Regions from separate parts of the Homo sapiens genome. Here all the other regions are linked to region 3. A link is a loop called in an ENCODE intact Hi-C map of the cell type or tissue named here. Cell type or tissue: ascending aorta. All regions are shown on one strand.

Evidence for each region. A loop is a pair of places that touch in the nucleus more often than their neighbours do. Peaks named below come from ENCODE experiments on the same cell type or tissue, not always from the same donor. Only the 100,000 strongest peaks of a DNase experiment are listed, where the experiment ranks them.
Region 1: it touches region 3 in a loop (2.6-fold over the local background); 47 of 110 quality-filtered maps call a loop at or near these places.
Region 2: a loop joins it to region 3, with 3 times the contacts of the local background. A loop is called at or near these places in 2 of 110 quality-filtered maps.

What each region holds. Positions count from the first base shown.
Region 1 is chr6:2,191,406-2,199,405 of GRCh38, reverse strand. The region is part of intron 1 of GMDS (GDP-mannose 4,6-dehydratase); the gene reads left to right. Among named protein-coding and RNA genes, the nearest start is that of GMDS, 50 kb to the left of the region's middle. In ascending aorta, a CTCF peak has its summit at 3,130 (motif pointing right); DNase peaks (open chromatin) are centred at 1,869, 2,135 and 3,132.
Region 2 is chr6:1,896,478-1,904,477 of GRCh38, reverse strand. The region is part of intron 7 of GMDS (GDP-mannose 4,6-dehydratase); the gene reads left to right. Among named protein-coding and RNA genes, the nearest start is that of FOXC1, 290 kb to the right of the region's middle. In ascending aorta, a CTCF peak has its summit at 4,664; DNase peaks (open chromatin) are centred at 467, 2,752, 3,418 and 4,544; H3K4me3 peaks cover 1,177 bases; H3K27ac peaks cover 7,141 bases.
Region 3 is chr6:2,349,809-2,357,808 of GRCh38, reverse strand. The region is part of intron 4 of GMDS-DT (GMDS divergent transcript); the gene reads right to left. Among named protein-coding and RNA genes, the nearest start is that of GMDS-DT, 110 kb to the right of the region's middle. In ascending aorta, a CTCF peak has its summit at 3,731 (motif pointing right); DNase peaks (open chromatin) are centred at 3,738, 5,425 and 5,769; H3K4me3 peaks cover 2,236 bases; H3K27ac peaks cover 6,096 bases.

The DNA of each region.
Region 1 (8,000 bases), 160 kb after region 3:
AGCCAATGGAATGACATTTGATTTGTATTTTATAAAGATTTCTGGCTGCCTGTGAGTTGTTGTGTCAGAGAATTAATTTATTTTGGGTTCCTGTTAAGGTCCAACAGAGATATTTGAGTATAATACTTTGTTGCCATCCATAAAACTAAATATTTTCATTAAATGGAGTTTAGGAAAATCTTGATTAATGAGTAAACACCACCATGTATTGTGGACATGAAGTTAAAAACAAAAGGTAAATTAGTCTAAATATTTATACCATTATGTCCAATAAGAAATGAATAATGTTGAATATGAAGTTTTTAATATGAATTAGGGAATTACATTTTGAAATATTTTAGGATAGGAAAATGGGTAGATGATTAGAGATTCAGCTTTATGTATAAAGATAGTTGTATGTTCTCTTTAGGTTAGCAATGGCAAACACTTGATATAAGGACATCATAAGCAAAGCTGTAAGCCATTACCAAGCCTGAATTATTGACTTTATGAATGGTCTGTTTTCTACCTGTTCTCATTCTAACCAATTGTGGTCTTAGAGCTAGGCTAGAGACACCTCTGTAGATAGACTAGTATAATTCTTCTGGTTTAGGATCCACAATTGCTACCCTTTCTATTCCAGACACCATGCATTTCAAAATGCTTAGTTTTTCTTGAACTTGTTGAGAAGTCTGATGTGGTATAGAAGTTTCAGCAGTTCTAATATTTTCCAGTTTCGCACAGGCAAACATAATTTTCTGATTTTGTAAAATACCTCGTAGCAGTAAAATGAAATTTTTCTTATTCATTTCTTCTCTGCAGCATTACTTTTCTTTATTGCTTAATTCTCTTGTTTTTTTTTTTTTGTTTATTTGTTTCTTATCCAGTGATCTCTGGAACATGATTAAAAACTCATATAAACTTGGACCTTTTGGTCATTGAAGAGTCTTAGCATACTTTGACATTTTAGAAAAGAAAAACAGAATTGAAGGGGACACAAGGTACATTGGTTTATGGGATGTTCCTCAAACCCTTTCTCAAATATTTTGGATGTATTTCATTTCCTAACAAATATTTTTTTCCTATTTTGAGGCAGGAAGTGAGGATATGCCTGTTGACAGGCAGCCCCTTCTTCAGGAATTACATGTATCTGTATAATGTGTACAGGCATATGCATCTGTGTATACATAGCCAGATTTGTCATCATGGCCAGGAAATTACCCTTTAGCTCCTGCTGCAAGTTCTGCATTCTTCGTTACTTTTCTCATTGGCTGGTCCTGGTCTCAGGCTCCCTTCCAGTGGCTGCTTATTTTAGTAAATTTCACACACTTTCCCATCATTCGTTCACAGTAAGCCTGTGGCACGATGTGCATCATTTCCATTTTATAGATGGGGATAGGAATGATCAGAGAAGTTACTTTGTACAGTGTCTCCCCGATGGTAAATGATAGAGATGGGATTTGGGGAGACCTGGCTTTCTGACTCTAATGCACGCATCCTCCACTGGTACCTGTGTTGTTTCTCAATAACAGCTTGAGGAAATGAATGACAGAAAGTAAAATCTGCCTTTTAGCCCTGCAGAATGGGCTCCTCTGTGAGAACGTGGCTTCCATGAGAGGGGTGTCTTCCTTTGCCATCCCTACTTGTGCCATTGTTTCTCTCACAAGGCGGCTGTGTCCTGTTAGCACCCAGAATTAGGAAGTGTGGAAAATTAAAGCCATATTATCCTGTTAAAGTGTTTCAGGGAAATGGGATACTTTGATTTGCATGGAGGAAAATGCCAAGCCCATGTGTCACTTTTTGATTTGTTCACAGCAAAGCCAGAGCTTCTCTAGTGCAGTGCTCCCTTGTGAAGGCAAATGGTGCAGGGCCAGGCAGGCCCTTTTACGGGAAATGTCATCATTTTTATAGACCTGGCCCTTGACGTGGTCAGGTTTAGCAACTTACTTGGGACCACACAGGCAGTGGAGCTGGAGAAACAGCTGGCAACAAAGCCTCCTCCTTCCAGCCAAATGGTCTTTCCCTGAAACTATCTACCTTCCTCAGGAAACTAGTCTTTTAATAGCATCTACCCTCCACCAAGAACCTGGGCGGGAGGAGGAATAGAGGCATCCTTTGAGAGCCTCCTTCCCACTCAGTGTTTCCACTTGGAGAGCTGGGCGGCCTTGAGTCGCTTGGATGAGTCAGGGACATGAAGCGCTTTGCCTTATGGTGCGGGAGAGCCTCTGGCATCACCTCCTACTAAAGCCAGTAATGGGAACAGTTATCATAATGGATGTGTCAGTTTGCTAATGACATTATTTAATACTGACTTTATTCGTTCTTCACATAAGACATTATTGAAACTTAAATTGAGGAAGTTGCTTCTCCTAGGAAGGGTGTGGGACTGCTGCTGGACACAGAGGTTTAACTTGCAACCCTTTTACTAGTTAAAAGGCTTAAATTTTCACTGGCTTTTTGACAAGTATCCGTTTAGAATCAAGTCATCACCACCATTATCATTAGAATTGTCATGGCTCCTGTCTAATGCACTCCAGCTGTTAGGCTAGTAAGCTTGAAGATAAAGGTATGCTTTGGACACATTCTGCTTTGATAAAAATCTTGATCACCCCAAGAGTCCCTAATTTGAAGTCAGAGTCACAAAGATTGGTGTTCTGCAGCTTTCCTCTTGGTAACAGAGTGTACTTTTGTTTAACTTTTTTTCCTGTGTTTTTTAACCAACATCTCTGAGCACCTATTACTACCTTGCTTGACAGTTAAGACAGCAACCTTTAAAAGTTAATGTGGTCTGTCCTGAACTGTCCAGAACTAGGCAAGAGGTAAAGAAACCACAAGCAAACCTGAGGCATGATCTGCAGTTTATTTGAATTTGTTTTGGATTCTATGTTTACTGTAGGCATCAAACACTGTAGAAAAAAACATAAGAAAACAGTTCTAGAGACCTGCTATGGTAGATTTCAGGAGTGCCTTCTGTACTTAGCAACAGTGAACTTTTTAAGTGCTTCCAAGTAGACTTGTGCCTTGTGACCCACACTATTACTACATTTTGGTAAAAGTAAACTCTTTCTGGTCTTGGCACCAAAAGTAAAACTTGTAGAGTCTAATTAAGGTTGTGTGCATAGCACTAGGTGTTTATCAGTGCAGTGAGGGAAATAAACCACCAGGTGGCTCAAGTATATAGCATCTGCGTGTTTTAGTCCTTGATAATTATAGTTTTGCAGTTGCTTTGTACTTCAGGGAGACCATTTAATATAAACCATTGTAATAATTTATCTAGTTTTTTACACAATCTTAGAATGCTAAAGTAGAAGATTGACTGTTTTGAACTGTTACTAATGTTTGTAAGTTTTTGGGCACAAACTTATGTTTTGCTTAATAAAATAAAAACTTAGACATTATTTGTGTTTTGGCTGAAATCAGTCCCCAATTGTCATCTTGGGATGTTATGATTATTTACTTATATATGTATATATTTATTTTGGCATATACTCTCCACAGTTGCAAATGAAATTAATAGATAGATGTTTAACTTCACTGTTGAAATTTAAACTGTCAGCATGATTTATTATTTATATATTTATTTTTATTAACTTTTTTTTTTTTTTTGGTAGAGACAAGGTCTTTCTTATGTTGCCCAGGGTGGTTTCAAACTCCTGGTATCAAGCCAGCCTTCTGGTTTGGCCTCCCAAAGAGCTGGGGTTATAGGCATGAGCTGCCATACCCAACCTTGTTGCCATGGTTTACATTGTCTTATTTTATACCTTCATTCTTTAGAAAAAAAGAAGGACACATAATACCTAAGAAATCAACATGTAATTTTTATGGACTTAATTATTTCCAAAGAAGGCTTTTAAAAACTTACTTTATCCCCTGAAAAGGAAGTTGCTTTGTAGCTTTCCACTTACATTAGGATAAAAAGAATAAAATGTCAAAGTATTTGCTTTACTTTAGAATATATATGCAGCAAAGTTCAAGAAAATTATCACAGTTCTCAGCAGACCAAGGCATAGCATCTCAGTTTTGGTTCTCATACTTTTTATATTTGAATCACAGAGTTCTTGGAATAGATTTTTTTTTTTTTGGCCTGATAGCCTTAAGGAATAATGGAAAATAAAACACTTCTTCAAAAATGTAACGTCTAATTTCCTATTTGTCTAGGTCTTTTTGCTTCAGAATTTTTGAACAGAATCATTAAGTACTATCGCTTCTACAGAAGAAGAAAAAGGAAAAGACAGTGAAATTCAAATCCGTTTTTTCTTTATACTAAGTCTGGTTAAAGCTTTTACTGGAGAAAAGATGCAAGCTTTTAAGCATGTGTTTTAAAATTACTATGATTTTACCCTTGCTAACTTCATGTGTGTATAATTACCTCAGAAAGGAAACAAAGATTTTTATTGATATTATTTAAAATAATGTTTTCTTTTTCTTTTTAGCAAAGTACAGGCTGATAATTCCAAAGGCTGTTTAAGGGGTAATTGTGGCTGACAGAGCAGCATTCACGGAACATCACTACTGTGCTTGGCTGGAACAGTGTCACTGTGTCTGAAAGTCTTGATAATGTTCAGTTGACTGTACTAATTGTCCTGTTTTATGCATGGCTAGCCAAGTGGTAACCAAGAGTTTTAAACAATGGATCTTTATTAAGGTATTAATTTTTGTCAAGGAAACTGACGTGATTTGAAAGAATGTTTACTGTGTGTGACACGTGTGGAAGAAATTGTTTGTGTTTTCCCCTCTTCCATGTTTAGGAAATAAAATAACCAAAAAGTGTGTGCGTGTAGCACTTTTTAACCTTAATTGTCTTTTATTTATATTGGTATCTTGATATAAAAATTGAAATTTGTTATAATGATAAAGAAATTAGAGATGTGAAACATGATTGATAAAGTAAGGAAGTAAAATTGGTAAAAATGCTTAAAGATATAATTTAGTGTTATAATACTTTTAGCTGAAATGTTTATTTATTGGGTTTAAACAACTATATATGTATGTGTGTATGTTTAAAATATATTCCATGAGGAATCGACCTTTAAGAATCATGAAGCATATTTTCCCCAACTTTCTTCACTCTTCTTTACAAGTCTTAATTTTTTGTATTGTGAATATTATAATGCCATTTCTCTCTGCTTTAATGTTCTTTTAAAGAACATTCAAAGATTACAGTGATTTAAAAAATTAACCTTGAACTCAAGAAGAACTCAATGGAGAATACAGAAGCACCTTAATCAATAGATGCCTTTTCCTCCCCTCACACACACACACAGTCCAAACTGCTGACAGAGCTGAGATTAAGCCAGGATTTCCTGAGGCATGGGAACTACCTAACTTGACTTACATCATGCTGAATTGAGAAAGACACATCATATTTATAATGCTTCTTTTTTTTTAAAAAAAAATAGCATTTTTGGCTGGACGCGGTGGCTCACGCCTGTAATCCAGCACTTTGGGAGGCCGAGCGGGTGGATCATGAGGTCAGGAGATGGAGACCATCCTGGCTAACATGGTGAAACCCCATCTCTACTAAAAATACAAAAAATTAGCTGGGCGTGGTGGTGGATGCCTGTAGTTCCACCTACTTGGGAGGCTGAGGCAGGAGAATGGCGTGAACCTGGGAGGTAGAGCTTGCAGTGAGCCGAGATCGCGCCACTGCACTCCAGCCTGGCAACAGAGCGAGACTCCATCTCAAAAAAAAAAAAAAAAAAAAAATAGCATTTTCACTAAGCTTCCACTATTCCAGGAATCCATCTGGCTATTTCATGTGTATTTGCCACCTTTACAATCCTAAAATGAAATTTGTGAATAACATATCCTAATTACACATGTTATTTAAAAAAATCCATATACCCTTTTTATGACAGTGAAAAAGGAAATGAAAAGCAAGTTGTTTGCCAGGAGAACTTGCATCTCAGTATTCAGATGTGGAGACCCTGCTGCCTAGGGTGTGGAGGAACTGCTCAGAGGCCACACTTTGGGAGCATCCCTGCTGTGGCAGCTGCAGATGCAGACTGTGGCACGTGGATGGCAGTGGAGACTCAGCAAGCACTGGTGGTGTGCTGTTGGTGTCATTGTTTCTTGAAATGGTCAAATTTGGTTAAATTTGGAATAAAATGGTAGTCTTCCTGTTTAACACATACTTTGTAACACATACGTTGTGCCTATGTAATAACTTGAGTGAGGTTTTACGCTCAGACAATTATAAACAGGTTTTTTACCCACGTGAATATTCAGCAGGACTTGAGGAAGTTGTGAGGAATGCAGAAGTCTTTGGCCGTGCAGACTGTCCTGGGTGTCTTAGGACCTCTAGTGTTCCTGGTTTCCACCCACTCAGTGCCAGTAGCATCCCCCAGTGATTGTGACAACTGAAACGTTCACAAATTCCCAAAACCCTCCTTAGGGATCCTGGGATGAGGGCTATCAGAGCCAATGGTTAAGCCCTAGCACATTTCTCTGCCACTTTCTGGAAATAGTGTTACAGGATCTTTGGGGTGTCATTTTTCTGGTTGGAAAGCTGTGGCCAGTGGTGTCTTTGTCCAACTTTTGTTTGGGCCTGCTGGGCTTGTTCCTCCCACTTGGCCTGGCAGGCTGCACTTAGCTCATGGTACCGGCCTGGATCCCACACCTCCAAGGGAGACTGAGTCAGGCGTGGACTGGCAAGACGTGTGTGAGTGAGTGCGGGGTTGGGCTACTGCACAGTCAGACATGCTGGCTGCTGCTGTGGGGCTGTCAGCTCTAGGTGCCAGCATGGGCACTGGCTCTCTGTGAGGCTGCGGCTGGACCAGGTGCACTGCAGACAGCTTCCCCAGCTGGCACCAAGGAATGCAATGGCTCCCAGAAGCTTGGAGATGCCAGGAACCATGGGGCCCCAAAGAAGGAGTCACAGCCCTGGCTTGGGGAGCTCCCAGGTCAGGGCTCCTTGAAGGACCACAGCTGTTCTCCCCTCTTCACCTGCAATTTGATGAGTGAGGAGCATGTTTCAGCCCTGTGTGTGTTACAGCTCTTTTAGCCTTGCCATTTAGTGGGTCCTGAGTTCTTGTCTTGTGACCAGGAAGACTGAGGTACGCAGACAAGTGGAGGGTGAGCAAGGCAAAGAGGAGCTTTATTGAGTAATAGAACAGCTCAGAGAAGACCCACAGTGGGCAGCTCCTCTCCATAGCCAGGGTGTCCCGATGAGTGTTCAGCTCCTAGCAGAGAGGGTAGCTCCTCTCTGCAGCTGGTCATCCCAACAAGTGTTCAGCTGTCAGCAGAGAGGGTAGCTCCTGTAGTCTGCAGCTGTCGGCACAGAGGAGGCCCTAGAGTGGGTGGCTTCTCTCTGTAGGCAGCTTGTCCCATTGTCTCTGCAGCTCTTAGCAGAGAGAGTAGCTCCTCTCTGCATCTGGTCATCTCATCTTCTCCCCATCCCCTGCCCTGCTCTAGCTGAGCCCGGGGCTTTTATGGGCCTCAGAGTGGAGGAAGTGTGTGCCAGTTGGTCCATGGGTGGTCATGGGCAGGCCCAGAAAAGTCACCATAAGCCTGCAGTGTGGTCTGTGGGACTGGTGGCCTGGCTCCCAGCCTTCATGCCCTCCCTGGCCTGAAGGTGGGGTCTCACCAGGGACCTACCCCCTTCCACCCCGGAGCCTGTCTGCTTCCTGCCATGGTCTGTGGTACCCAGGCTGCTCATCCATGGGGTACCTGCAGGCCAGCATCAAGCTGCTCTCAGTGTCCCCCTAGGTTCCACATCCCATGCTTGTCAGCACACAGAGTCTGGAGGGAGCTGAGGTGGCAGGACCCTCACATACCTGGCTGGGCTGTGACAGCTCCCCGGCTTGGCCCCAACCCCATTCGGAGATCATAGCAGGTGCCTGGAGCGGGGAGAGGCCAGACAGTGGAGGTAGGCACCTCCGAGCCTGCAAGGGCAAGGCGGGGGCCTTCCAGGGCCCCCAAGAGTGCAGAGAGGCCCGGGTCCACAGCCCCACCTGGGCGGCTGCAGATGTGTCTGGGAGGGCAGGGCTGGTGCCTGCTCCTGGCTCCCGGTTCCATGAAGC
Region 2 (8,000 bases), 450 kb after region 3:
TGCCTGCAAAAAGGAAATCTGCTCTCATTTAATGGACTATCAGTTGTTGGTGTTGCCGAGGAGGGGGCAGTCCTCCTGGCCTTTGCTCTCAGGAAGGACAGACGGCCACACAGAGCAGCCCCCGAATGCAAATGAGAGTCCTGATTAACAGTAAGGCCCCCAGGGTTTCCTCCTTTTCCCAGAGATAAGGCTGGGGCTTCCTACCCTGCCACAATCAGCCAACTGTTTCAGGAGCCATTTTCTCTCCTCTGTGATTACATTTATTTTGTCTGGTACAATTTCGTGTTATTTAAATCTTAGGGTTTTAAAATGGCTTTCTCAGAAGCCATTCTCTTCTGAACCGCTTGTCCCGTGCCCCTGGAAGTCTGGAGGGCCTGTCCTGACATCACGTGCTCAACATTCAACAGCGCTTTTCTGTTCCAAGCTTGCCTTCCTCCCCTAAGCTGAAATAAATCAAAGTTGGTTGGGACTCAGTCGCAATAAATCAAGACCTGTCCAGAACTGGAGCCTGCCCAGTCAAAATGTCATAGCTTGGCTTTCACTGAGGATTAATTAAAGGCCTAATATAAAGCCCAGATGTGCTTCAGGAGAGTAGCAAGCTGCCTGGTGGCTGCATCTCCCCAGGTTCCTGCCCACCCAAGAATATGGAGGAGGACAGAAAGGCATCCAGGGTTGGGAGGGCACTGAGGGGAGGGAGGCGCCCGTAAGCACATCTGAGTGAACTTTATCTAGTTTGGAGAAAACAGGACAAGCTTTCCAGCAAGGCAAGAAGAAAAATCTATGTCAGACTGTGTGTGTACAGTATTTAAAGGGAAGGAACATGTAATATATCAGAAGGTGTGCTTTAATTGAGGAGACAAAAGAAAATGAACCAAGTAAAGAGGTTTCATTGTTTTAAAAAAATGCAGTGAGATTTATGCCTGGTTCCTGCTGAACCTGTAAATTGTTTAGAGCAGAGAAGCTGTGTAGATGAAATGCTTTTGAGATATTTTTATTCACAGAAAGTTGAATTAGACGAGAATAGCTTTTGGATTAGGACTTATCCAGGTCTTCCTTTAGTTCCACACAATTCCATGTACTCAACAAAAGGGTGCCTAATTAAATTCCGATTGAAGAAATTCATATGAAAAGCAATGTGCAACATTAATTCTCCGTATGTGCAAAGTACTGCATTTGAAGTAGGAAACAAGAAAGTGTATAATTCAAAACCCTATATCGTGATCATATTATATGACTTTAAAGTTAAATTTTACCACTATTTGTAGAAATTTGATTCTGAAGTTGGGAAAAGAAGACATCATCAAAGACTAATAAATCCACAATCTTTTTTTGTGGTAATGTGTATACTTTCCTTCCCTGAATATCTGTAAATCAGCTATGTAGAAACTTTGTAAATAAAACAAAGTGAATCTCCTGATTGCTGTGCAATTTATAATAGACACATTTGATGCAAATAATTGGAATCTTTTGATAGATATAAATAGGCTTTTTGTGACTAGGAGGGCTTGCTATTATACAGCCTATCTTTATATTAACATTAAGCTTTTATCCATGGAAAATTCAACTTTCCCCAGAAGATGTTACTTCCTCACAATGTTATATTGATGTTTAAATTCTAGACCTGAAAATTTTGTTAATAAACAATAGTTTATGTGCTGAACAGATTTAAGAAAAATATTATGGTTTAATTTGAGTGATCAGAGTGTTTTTACCTGTTATTTGACCCAGATATTTAAATGTACAATCATATTTACTTGTAAGGAATTTTTAGAAGTCCACTGGCCTTTTAATAGTGACATTGTGAGTCGTCATATATAGCGTCTTACTATTTTTTTATCCTATATTCACCTTATCTTGTGGTTGAAGTATCAATTTAAATGAATTTTAACATAGCTGTGCGATATCCCAGAAACAGGAATTTCACCTATTTTCCAGATGTGCTACACATTTCTATTGAGATTACTGAGGACTGGTAGATCATTTTGGGTTATTAAGGATCTAGCAGCATGATACTTTGTTTTTTAAGGCCTTTCCTCTAGGACCCTTTACTTATTTTAGTCAGTAATCTAGAAAAAATAATTTACTACAAATTTACATTTCCATTAGTTCAGATAATTTATGTTTTTAGAAGGGTTTCTGTGTCATGCTTTATTACTTAGTCCATAAATAACTTTTGTATTTACCATTGCCTTTTATTCTATATTTTAGTTTTAATAACATCAAGTGAGAATGAATGGCCTAGGACAATGTGTCTCCAGAATGAGGACTAGATTTTAAGAGCAAGGAAATTTAGATAAATAAGCTTGCCCCATTGCCGATTTTAAATACTCTTGCATACTTAATTCTCAATGTGCAGAATTAATTACACACTTCTAGAACTTTGAGCCAGTTGGCATTTGGTAAATGGCACAGCGTATGTGATATTTCACCCCAGATTTTCGCATCCATTAGGTTGTTCTTTTGTATTTTAATTTTGAAGTATTTTCGTGTTTAAATAAAGCTGTATCCTTTACCATTGCGCAGAAGTCATCTGAGCACCCACAGTAGCCCTTTTCCCTGTCTCCCCTCTGTGTGTGTGGTCTCCATAGCAGTAACTGATTACTTATTGTTTATGTGTTTCCCTATTCAGATGGATGACTGGTTTGTTAAGGGCAAGAATGCATGTTTCATTTTGTTTCTTCAGCGTCTAACTTAGTAACAAGCACATAGGATGAGCTCAGTATACACTGAATGAGCAAAGGCTGGCCTGTGTCTTTTCAGACTAGTTAGGGACAGTTTGGTGAGTCATTGCCATGACATATCAAAGGCCACAGTAGAGTTCTCTGAGCTTCAAAAAAAAAGCCTTGTGGGAAAGAGCAACAAAATTCTCCTAGCATATAAGAATTTTTGGAAAATGTGTTAACTCTTTGTATTTGGATCCCTTTTATTTTGTGGAAACCATAATATGGGGTCTTCAACTGATCTGAAGGAGTTACTGCAATTCCTTAAAATAGGTGGCCTGACCTCCTAATAGAATCTTTTTCATTATATATTTTTTCTTTTCTATGTTTTTTTTGTTACAATGGGATGAAAAGCTGACTTAACAGACCTAATGTAGTTTTGATCAATGTGAGCAAGAACATCTCGTTACCAAGCCCAAGTAGTAACACGTTGTTAAAATTCAGAAAAGGCTGACTTTAAGAGCTTGCCATAGTCAACATCAGAATTATGTTCCACGGTCGTGGAGAGAAACGTATCGTAATTAGCACAGGCCATCTCTGTAGCCCGGAATATTGGGCACCATGTGGCGACTCCAGGCATGCTTGCCCCCAGGAGCTGAGAGCCGGGAGCCACGGAACCAGGGAGCCACATCTAAAAGGCTCACTGGAAAGCAGGTGCAGGCACCCAAGGGCTGCTTACGCTCTGCTACCAGCGCTTCGCCGTTCTCTGACGTGGATGGTTGCTGAAGACATGCCTTTCTTGCTAGTAAATGTATTAGGAAGTGGCCTGGGAAGGAAAAAGTTGCAGCATAACTACTTTCTCCCTTGCGTGGTAGTGAGTTAGCGCGACATGTTGGCATAACTGAGTCGTCTGAAACACTGTGAGTGATATCATCGAGAGTGCTTTTTTGCAGTTAAGGGAACATACATTTTCAAAGTATAACATTTTAGACTAGAAGGTACACTTAGAAATTGTCTACTCTGATTAGATGTGGAAATGAAGACTGAAATAAGTCACTGATTTATCCAGTGTCGGAGAGCCAGAATGAAGTAAAATGACCCAGCAGCTTCTCTGGCTACTGGTTTTTCCTTTTCACTATGCCAAACTGTCTCTTCTTGTCACATTATTTGAAAGATTAGTAGAAGTTGGCCATAAAACTTCATGACTAGTTTCTGAAAATACATCAAGCCATGTGCTTGTGATATGTGTACTTTTTAATTTGTATATTATACTTCAGTAGAAGTTATCTTAAAAACTTCATGATTTATGAAATTTGACATCAGACTTAACAGCAGGGGCTCTTTATCAACACATTTTTAATCGTAATAAAGGCTTAGGTCTTAAAGTTGAAGTGGTTATAAAAAGATGGATTTCATTGGTGCTTGTGTGTTATGTGCTAGCATATCAGACATTTTAAAATTTTTTCCTGCACGCATTGTTGACGGTGTTCACTGTAGACTCTGCATGATAACGCCTCAGATTGTGAAATTTTAGCAGCATCTGCTCAGGAGCTGCCTCTACCTGCGTGGCCATCCACACCTACCTCTATGTTGGAACTCCATGGAGGTCACCCCACAACCCTAGTTTCTCCCCGTCCAATGAAGAAGGCTCCAGAGCGATGCCTCTGACCCAGATAAGGCTCCCTGCTCCTCCAAGCTTGACTTTCTAGGGAAGGGACAGTTCATGTAGAAAATAGAGTGACTTAAGCCTTGAACGTTGACTCAGAGTGTGTAGGCAGATGTGTGGACTTTTCAGCAGCTAACAACACGGTGCCCTGTGGAAGGTCTCCACGTGGCCTTAGAGTGGCGACTGTGTTCTCTTTAGTGTGTAGGCAGATGTGTGGACTTTCTTCAGCAGCTAACGACAGGGTGCCCTGTCGCAGGTCTCCACGTGGCCTTAGAGTGGCGACTGTGTTCTCTTTAGTGTGTAGGCAGATGTGTGGACTTTCTTCAGCAGCTAACGACAGGGTGCCCTGTTGCAGGTCTCCACGGGGCCTTAGAGTGGCGACTGTGTTCTCTTTGCTCTACTCCTTCACTGCCAAATTCCAAATGATGCAGCGTTTCATAAAGATTAGGTCATGTTTACAAAACAGTGTGAGCTAAGTTTCCACTGAAGCCTTAGGAGATTGTTTTTTGGCTTTGAAATGTAATATTTTTTATAGTGAACTTATTAAAACTACTACTTTCTTCCATAATCTCCTGGAATGGCCCACCGGCTTTCTCTCTTGGTTCATTGCAGCTATAGCACCAGGCTTTCTTGACGAAGGTCTTCTCTCTTGAACGGAGTCTACTCCTTAAAAAGTTCCATGGGTCACCTTTATTCCACTTTGCCATATCAAGCATTGTAACTGCTACTCACTTTAGTCCCCTTAGCCAGGACGCGTGGGGACCACGGTCTTACATTTTCTCCTAGTAATAAAGTTAGATATTACTAATTATGCCAGTGCATTCTGATGGATCAAAGCATGCAGGAAAAAAAAAAAACACAAATCAAAACAAACACTGATAACATTTAAATCTGACATTCTAAGTAAGATTGGAGAAGAAAAATAACACCATAAATGACTATCTAATTATTTACCATGTGCCTGGTGTGTTCACAAGAGATATCTTACCAGCTCCCCAGACAGACGGGCAGGATGGATGGAGAAAAGGAGGAAGAGGGAGAGAGGAAAGCAGGAAGAAAGGAAGCTTTCTTTCTAACTTTATTCTCCCATTGCCACTTCTATTATTCTTAGCACAGAGGAGCATTTATAAGGCAGGCGAAAGCTCATGAAGCACTGTTATGTACATTATTTCATTTCCTTTTATGACATTTATCGCCGTTGTAATTAATTCATTATTTGTGTAATCCATGATGTTCTTTATTGTTGGCTGTAAGTTCCGTTAGGGCAGGAGCCCCGTCAGTCCTGTTCATTGGAAATCCCCAGCCACTGGCACACTTTCTGGCCCAGCATAGGTGGGAAGGAATATCTCTTAGATCAATACACGCTGGGATTTGATTCTCACAGCACCTTCCTTTAGAGTGTCATCTCCCCGCAGGAAGTTGTTCTGATCCCCCATATTACATTGGCATCTCATTCCCAAGCTTGCATTGGATCCTGTTTTTTATTTTGTAACTGACAGGACACTTGTGGTTAGTTGTTCAAAGTCTTTCTTCCATGCTAGACTGTGAGGTCAGGAGGGCTTGACTGGTGTGCAATTTTTCACTGCTGCGCCCCTACAGACTTAGGAACTGGTAAATGCCCTCCAAACAAGGAGGGTGGAAACTATTATTTTGCCCATATTATAGAAAAGGAGGTTGGACCCTAGGAAGCGAATGGGCTGACTGTAATCACATCACTTGTATGAAACATACTGGCACCAGAGCTGTCTATACCTGCAAGCATGAGTTTCCTCATCTTAAAGAGACTCAACTAGGCAGTTTCTAAGGTATCTTGCAATTCTGATTTTTAAATTGCCAAATAATTTTATTTAGAAGGTGATTTTCTTTAGCAAAATTTAGTAAGTTTTATGATGGCCTGAAGCCAGGGGAAAGGCCTCCAGGGTCTCTTCCGGGGTGGGATTTGCCACCCAGTGGAGAACCCTGAGCAGAAGAGGGTAAGGGAGGCCAGGGTAGGTGTCCAGGATGGCAAGGGAGGCCAGGGTAGGTGTCCAGGATGGCAAGGGAGGCCAGGATAGGTGTCCAGGATGGCAAGGGAGGCCAGGGTAGGTGTCCAGGATGGCAAGGGAGGCCAGGGTAGGTGTCCAGGATGGCAAGGGAGGCCAGGGTAGGTGTCCAGGATGGCAAGGGAGGCCAGGGTAGGTGTCCAGGATGGCAAGGGTGGCCAGGATAGGTGTCCAGGATGGCAAGGGTGGCCGTGGAGTAGATCCAGCCTGTGGGACTCATTAGATAACCTCAGTTATCAGGAGCTTCTTTTGCATGAAAGGCTGTCTAGGGATCATTCAGCATTGGACAGGTCATGTCGAGGGATGAAAAGAGGTTGGTTAATGAGTACGTACATAGAGGTAGCTAGAAGAAATAAGTTCTAGTGTTTGATTGCACAGTAGAATAACTATTGTTAAGAATAATTTATCGTGTATTTCAAAGTAGCTAAAAGAGAAATGAGATGCTCCCAACTCAGAGAACTGATAAATGTTTGAGGTAAAGAACATTCTTGGCCACTCATTTTCAGTCTTTATTACAAACTTTGTTTCTTCAGATTGTCCCTTAAATATTGGCAAGATATACAATTTGTCCAGGTCCCAAAGCTAGAGGAGACAGAACCTGGACTCCACGCAATTTAACCATGCTCTCAACCCCACATTAAGCTCCCTTTCCAGGATGCCATCCTCAGCCTCTGCTATGGGCTGAATTTTGCCACCTAACCCCAACCAAAATTCAGATGTTGAAATGCTAACCCCCAGTACCTCAGAATGTGACCGTATTTGGAGATAAGTTATTTAAACAGGTGATTAATTTAAAATGACCATTAGGGTAGGGACCTATCCAATAGGACTGGTGTCCTCATGAGAAGAGGAAGAGACCCCAGGAGTACGTGCACACTGAGGAAAGGCCATGTGAGGACACAGGGAAAAGGCAGCCATCAGGCAGCCAAGATGAGGCTTCAGGAGAAACCAAACCTGTGGCGTCTTGATCTTGGATTTCCAGTCTGTGGTGCAGCAGGTACAGCAGCCCTAACCAGCTAAGCAGCCTTCGCCTCCCTTGTCCAGACCTCTTTGTTCACCTGCTGCTCCTCCCGAATCTCCCACCTTTGTTGATATGAGCTCCATGTACATTGTTGTCTTTGCCCCAAAACTGGGAAATCAGCCTAGAGTCCTGCCCTCGTCTTCCCTACAACACCAACAGTGAGCCCTGTCCTTCCCAGAGACATCAGTCAAATCCCTGTCTCCCTGTTCATCCCTATTATATCACCTGTGATTTGTAACCTTGTTATCTTAACCGGAAAAAGACTCCCAGTCAGTCTGTCTGCAGTGTAGACGCTTGATGGCACTTGTGTTTGTCAATCACACTTTGATGGGACAGAGTCTACACCACCATCCAGAAGGTAATCCTGCCCATGTATTCCTTTGTTCAGATTTCTTCACGATGAAATCTAACTTTGATACAACCCCTGCAGCACACCAACACCTTCATGATCTGACTCTGCTCCCGCCTCACATGGGTCCTGCCTCACATGGCCCTCACCTGACACCCCCTCTCCTCCCAGCACCGAGCCCCCTTCCCCGCTGTCAGATTCCCCGGATTTGTCAGTCGTCTATACTTTCTTACATGCTTTCCCCACGTTCTGAAGTCACCTT
Region 3 (8,000 bases):
GATGCCGGTGGGTGGGGATCAGGGGTGAATTTGGATGATCCCAACATTTCCCACTTAACATCATTAATCTGTTCCTGAAAGTCAGATATTCTGTGAAAAACCACTAAAAATTTTCTTATCATTGTTTGTAAATTGAAAAAAAGTTATATTACAGTGCATGGCAACCATAACCCCAACCAATTTCCTAATATATAACTACAACACAGTGAAATGTCCACATATACATAATAAACTATTATGTCAGGATGTGAAATGCTTAAACCATCATTTCCTGACCTCCACATAGTGAATGTGCTGTTACTTATTCATCTGATTTGTAGGCAGTAGCAAGTAACAGTTTATATGCCATAATATAAGCATTTTGTTTACAATGGGCCATGACAAGTAACACACAGCAATGAATCCATTTGTTGGAAAAAATGCAGACAAAAGTTTACAATAAAAAAGTGAGGCTCAGCCAGGCGCGGTGGCTCAAGCCTGTAATCCCAGCACTTTGGGAGGACGAGGTGGGCGGATAACGAGGTCAGGAGATCGAGACCATCCTGGCTAACACGGTGAAACCCCGTCTCTATTAAAAATACAAAAAATTAGCCGGGCGTGGTGGCGGGCGCCTGTAGTTCCAGCTACTCGGGAGGCTGAGGCAGGAGAATGGCGTGAACCCGGGAGATGGAGCTTGCAGTGAGCTGAGATCGCACCACTGCACTCCAGCCTGGGTGACAGAGCGAGACTCTGTCTCAAAAAAAAAAAAAAAAAAAAGTGAGGCTCAGCCGGGCCCCATTACTCACGCCTGCAATCCTAGCACTTTGGGAGGCCGAGGTGGGAGGATCGCTTGAGGCCAGGAGTTCAAGACCAGCCTGGTCAATATAGGGAGACCCCATCTCAAATTTTTAAAAAAATGAGGCTCTTTCCTGTAATTAACTGTGATTCTTCATCTTCACAGTTTCCAGGGATGTGGGCACGGACATCTTTGGAGGCTGCTATTCTACAATGCATGAAGGATGGAGGAAGTACGAGTTGTCAAGCTGCGGAACCTGGGATCTCCTACCTCTGGCTTTCTCACTACGTGAAATGAATTTCCAAACTGTTCAAGCTAAAAAAAAAAATGCATATATCTTAGTTTGCTTTGTGGCTTTCTGACTGATATTATGAACAAATTCATGCTATATAATTGTATCCCCTTGATAACTTTTCATACTAAATTTACACTCATGAACACCAAAGTACGAAATGAAAAATTCAGGCAAGTTACAGCAAAGAGCCCAGATAAACAAGGGAAAAAATGCTTGTCTATGAGCAATCTACCAAATCAGGATCGCTACTTGGAAGCATTCAAAATTAGTCTTTATTATTAAAGTACATTTTTTTCACAGGAAGAAAGACTTCCTGTATATGTCTAAACGGTTGATGTAAAAGTGCAGCTGGCCATACATAGGCTAATCCACATTAATTTAATATTAAAATACAGTATGCCAGCTCTTTCTAAATTTGCTCCAGAGCAATAGATGTCTTGGGAGTCCATATTAATGAAACATTATGTTGCTCTAAGCAAAAAGGAGCCCTGCGGAACAGCCCTGAAAAGAAGAAAAAGACCAGGAAACTTCACAGGCTGCTCTGCTCAAAAAGAAGATTAAAAATACCCACTAGAAGAATTAGGAAACAAATACAAGAGCACCTTTTTCTTTAATTTCTCCACTTTCCTCTTTCCACATATGATTTAACACAAGTTTTGCCATAATAGGCTGTCCTTAATAAAGACAACACAGAATGAATTAATAAGTGAATGAATGAATAAAAAACAAATGATTGGATAGAATGGTTCATCATTTGGGATCAATATGTCTATGAAGGATAGTAATGAAAGTATAAGTAGTTGTCAACAGTTTCCCTCTTCTTTCTCACTCAGCAGCAGCCACATGTTCTCACTGTCCTTAAGCAGATCTAGTAGTTGCGTGGAGTGCTAAAGTCTAACTGTGAACTCATCTTTTAATGAAGACGCTAATTTTTAAATCACATGGATGCTATTGATTTGTTTGGCATATCTCATGCATCAATACATATAACATGCATCATCACATACTATAAATTTTTTAAATGTATAGACCCAAAAGATTGTTTTAAGACATAGTAGACCCAAAGTGGAACAATGAATGTGTGAACAACAGTCAAGAAAAAAGTTTAGTTAGTGCTTCATGAGAATACTCATTCAATTAGGAAGTACACCCACTGCTTACTCTAACGTACGTCCTCGTCCTAACTCAGAAACACATTTTGATACTGAGATGACTTCCTTGGCTACACAGGGCCTCCATTTCCCCCCAAAAAGAGGGTTGGATCAGGTGGTGGTTATGGCGTCTCCCAGTTCAAAAAGCCAACAGCATCATTTCAGCGAGGAGTAGTTTAAACTAATGTTTAAAGTATTACAAGTGCCAAGCACTCCAAATAGACTTTAACCACTAAGTAAGAAACCCTGGGCTATTCTCCAAGAGTCTTAAAACTTGCTTAGAGTCCAAGAAGACGGAATTGCTGAAAATAAGTTGTGTTGCCTTAAGAATAGGAACCAAAATATGGTTTTAACCAAAATATTTGATTTGTGTGTTAATACAGACACACTTTTTGTTCTCTGTCCCAGCTTTTAATATTACAAGTCATTTTAAAGTCTAAAACTACGATCAATGGGTTTTTAATGTCATATTTCTCTTAGATTGTTGCTGTTGTTGTTGTTGCTCGGGGTTTTTAATTTCATTTTTCACTAGAAATCTTAGAAATCTGTCAAAGAATAAAGTATGTCTTTGGGCATATATACTATACTTCAAGTTACATGCATTGGAAATTTTACATATGGTATTATCATTGCTTTCAGATTTAGATATTTCAGCTAACACACACGTAGACTTCCCTAAATCAATCCTACCCCTCCACTACCACCTCCACCACTGCTTTTCAAAGGATTTAGCCCATTACACAAATGTTGCTTATATGTATTTCTTCCAGGCAGCTCCCATTGTCTGCAAGTACTCTCTTCAAAAACAAATTCAAAAGTAAAGTTAAATGCAGTCATATTACAGAGATAGCAGCAACAATATTTGGTTAACATAACTTCCCAAAATGTAATGTGTGGTTCGAATAAATTTGTTGGGAAGTGAATGTTTGCAGTAGAAGAGTATAAGCAGATATAAACATCAGAACCTTTACGATTAAATCAACAGAACGCCATTGAAATGTTCTATATCAATGAAGAATGGCTTTAAAGTACAATGCTTTAGTAAACACAGACCCTCACTTTAATCAGTAATTTTAAACTTCCCTTTCACCAAACATTTCACGAATGCCTGCCAGCATGAGATATAATCGGTTAATGTAAGGTTCACCCTCTTCTCCTTTGTCTCCACTATACACATATTTTGAAAATGGAAAGACAAAAAAATGGAAACCAGGGTATTTACAAACGTAATTATTAGCACCACAAAGATCCATAATTCCCATTATTTTATACGTATATTGGAAATGGTTTGTAGCTGCATATGATACCAATACGTATTCACTCCTATCAAAAGATAACAGTCACACCTAAAGGCACATTTCTGTGAAAGCCATTTCACAAAACAGGAAAAAAACTGAATTTTGAAATGATAGAGCTTTGCGTCCTTCTGCCAGGTGTTTTATTTTTATCACATAGTTTCTGTAAGAGAAATTTAGGCACAAATAGTCTTTCTCAATTAGGCCAGCTGGTGGCGGTGTTGACTGCATACCAGAACAGCCTAAACCTGGCAAGAGCTTCTCATTGTTTCAGAAGAGTATTTCCCAAGAAATACAAATGAGTTCATCTTATCTGTGTTTTGAAACTTTCAAAGATATTATTCCCTCATATCAGCGACTACTGTGAACTCCCTTTGTAAAGCCTGATGATCCGTCTATTTCTCTTGGCTCTGTGTACAGCATTCAAGAGACAGGACGTGTTTCATTTCCAAGGCTTAGTTAATCGATGGATATACATTTTATCTGTTCACAGCTAGCACCACTGTTTACCTTGCCCATGACAGGGCTTTGAAACTACATGGGAATTTTCCTATAAGCAGAAGAAAGGGCAACATCTGCATGAGAGAAACACAAGTTTATATTCGGAGTTAGAAACATTAAAATCGTCCAGGCCGCTGTCAGATTAATGTGTATACAGACCCACTCTGGGTATGCAAATCAGGATCTTCCCACGAACTTCTCTTTAATTGTGCTTTTACTTGATATGTCCTTATCTGTGTGTGTGTGTGTAATCTGCCTACTTAATGGAACAATCTCTGACACCAGGGCTTTGAATCATGCCAACAAGATAAACTGAAACCGATCATATTGTCAAAGAGGCATTTATAAATGTAAATACTTCTGTATAATCTGAATAAAATTTTCTCTTTCTTTATTACCAAAGTTCTCAGGTTTACTTACATGCTCCTCTCCTCTCCATATGCATTGCTGAGTTAGTTGTTCATTCCTTTTCTGTAGAATAGAGTTGGCAAATTTTTCTTAAAAGATCAGATCATAAATATTTCAGGCTTTGGGGACCAAGAGGTAAAGTCGAGACTATTACGTGGGCACCTACATAACCACTTAAAAACGTAAAAGCCATTCTTAACTCAAGAGTAGTACCAGATGCAGAGGAAGGACAGATTTGGCCTTGCAGGCCAAAGTTTGCCAATCATCTTCTAGAGAATAAATTCTATCATGGGATGTATGTATATTTTTCCAGTAAAATCCACAAAGACTGGCAGAAAAAAAGACTCTAGCCTGTATATGATGTTAAAATTTTTCTAGTTAAAAATTTTCCAATTTAAAGCTACATATTAGAATTTGATACTAATCATTTATACTTTTTAAAAATGCATACTATTATCACTAAGAAATAAAAATCCTGGACCTGAGATCAGAAAATTTGGCCCAAGAGACACTCATAATGCTGCACAATGGGCTGTGTGTGGCGACAGGGGCAAGAGAAGACAACCAGAAACACCCCCAAATAAATAACCATAATGCTGTGCACAACATACCAAGCACAGCAGGCAATTTTCAGTAACCACCTTATAGCGTGTTTTAAAACTTAGTGTTGACAACACAACATTTTTTTCTTCTTATCGTTAAACATTTTTAGTTTTATTTGTTTTAACTGACTAATAACAATTATACATATTCATGGAGTTCATAATGATGTTTCAATACATATAAAGTGAGTGATCAGATCAGGGTAATCAGCATTTCCATCATCTCAAACATTTATCATTTCTTTGTGTTGGGGACATTTCATAGGCACCAATACCTTAAATTTTAAATTTAGAATTTATATATTTTTGACAATTATTAGCACTGTAGGTTTTCAAGAAAAGATCCCCCTTCTTGCAGACTTGGGACTGTGCAGGGAGCGCTCCGGAGGCCAGGACAAAGGGTATCAGCGATGGGCTGGTGTTGATGTCTCTTCCCTGGAGATCTGAGAGAATGAGGAACTAATCTGTTGAACTAACTTAGAATGAATCATGAGTTTTGGGTTCACACTTTGTTTTTTTTTTTCCTTTCACCAGCAGCATAGGGTATTTTGCAAACTAGATTAGCTAGTAGAAAAGGAATGGCATGAAATAACAGACTCACTCAATAATTATTTGACTTTGCAATATGGTCAAAAATATTCTCAGAAGCTTACTTTTTGAAAATGAAGAAAAGAAACTTGATATGCCTGCATGCTGGGCCCTGACTTAGAGCTAATAGGGACCTTCAATATCATCCAGTTCAGCCCTCTTAGTTCACAGGTGAGTAAATGACAGCCCAGAGCACTTGAGTGGCTTGCCCAAGGCCACACAGCAAGGAACTAGCTATTCCAGGCTGATGCGTAATCAATCTACTTAACAGCAAACTTTCTAGCTCCAGGGACAGAACCAAAAGCAAGTTATTTTTCTTGAAATGAATGGGTCTTTACTTAGACTCACAAGGTAAGAGTAAAATATGAGCTATTTTGAATGCTTTCCAGCATTGTCCAGAAACCCAATAAAAATGGGAATTAAGGGATACAACTCTCACTACTACTCCAGATAGGATAGGTGCAAGCTGTGGAGAGCCGGGGGTTCGGGGGGAAGTGGGAGGTGGGTGGGGGTTTGAGAGCTGGCCTGCAGATGCCCAGGAACCTGAACCCTGCCTCCTCCAGTGGTCACCAGCCACACTGTGTCTGAGGGTCTCCAATGCTGGCAGAGACCTGCAGCCTCTGTCATCGCCTCAGACTGTACCATTCAGCAGCCACCGGGCCCTCCCTTTTGTGGAATCAAAGGGAAGCATCAGGAGAGACCAGGCATCTCAAAGCTGGGCTCTCCAAACATCACGAGATCAACTCCTTAAACATAGGAAGCCAAGCCTCTCGCCCTTCACATTTAAACATCTCAAACTGCTGCGTTCTAATCAAGTCAAGCAGCCAATGTTGTTTTTAACATTTAGAGTCTCTACTTTATGGGACACTGTGATCCATACAATAAATTTTTATCACAAGCTGGCATTTGCTCAACAGGTTCCTGGCTACTGAAGTGGATTACCCTTGGGCCCTCTATCAAGATGGCTTCATGTCTGGATTCCAGGTGACTTGGATAGTTTTCACTCTACTAAACCACACTACCTATAACGCACCTGATCTCCCTTGAGTGTCAGAGTTGGACATCCTGCCCTGTAGCACCATAACGACAAGAGAACCCAATCTTGTAGAGTCAGTGTGATGGTCTGGGGACATAGGAAATGCCTCTTTCTACACAGAAGGAAGATTATATTACGTAGTCCTGGTGAGTTTTTTCCCCATAATTGTCATCCAACATAAACGTCAGTCTCCATACATACGGCCAACAAACACGTGAAGAAATGCTCAGCATCACTGATCACCAGAGAAATGCAGGTCAAAACCACAATGAGACACCATCTCACACCAGTCAGAATGGCTATGGTTAAAACGTCAAAAAAATAACAGATGCCGGTGAGGCTGCAGAGAAAAGGGCATGCTTATACACTGCTGGTGGGAATGCAAATTAGTTCAGCCCCTGTGGAAAACAGTTTGGAGATTTCTCAAAGAAGCAAAAATAGAATTACCATTCAACCCAGCAACCCCATGACTGGGTATACACCCAAAGGAAAATAAATCACAAAAGACACCTGCCCTTGTATGTTTATCACAGCACTGTTCTCAACAGCAAAGACATAGAAACAACCCAGGTGACTATCAATAGTAGATTGGATAAAGAAAATGTCAGCCGGGCGCGGTGGCTCACGCCTGTAATCCCAGCACTTTGGGAGGCCGAGGCGGGTGGATCACGAGGTCAGGAGATCGAGACCATCCTGGCTAACAGGGTGAAACCCCGTCTCTTTTAAAAAACACAAAAAAATTAGCCGGGCGTGGTGGCGGGCGCCTGTAATCCTAGCTACTCGGGAGGCTGAGGCAAGAGAATGGCATGAACCTGGGAAGTGGAGCCTGCAGTGAAGCCGAGATCACACCACTGCACTCCAGCCTGGGCGACAGGGCGAGACTCCTCTCAAATAAATAAATAAATAAATAAGAACGAAAAAATATCAAACTTATACACCACGGAGTACTACAAAGTCACAAAAAAGAATGAACACGTCCCCTGAAGCAACATGGATGCAGCTGGAGGCCATTATCCTAAGCGAATTGACACAGAAACAGAAAACCAAATACTTCATGTTCTCACTTCTTTTTTTTTTCTTTTGAGACAGGGTCTTGCTCTGTCTCAAAAGCCCAGCCCAGGCTGCGGTGCAGTGGTGTGATCACAGCTCACTGCAGCCTCAATCTCTCAGGATCAAGCAATCCTCCCACCTCAGCCTCCAAAGTTGCTTGGACTACAGGTGTATGCCACCATGCCCAGGTAATTTTTTAAAAATTTTGTAGAGACAGTGTCTTGCCATGTTGCCCAGGCTAGTCTCAAACTCCTGGGCTCAAGTGGTCCTCCCACCTTGGCCTCCCAAAGTGCTGGGAT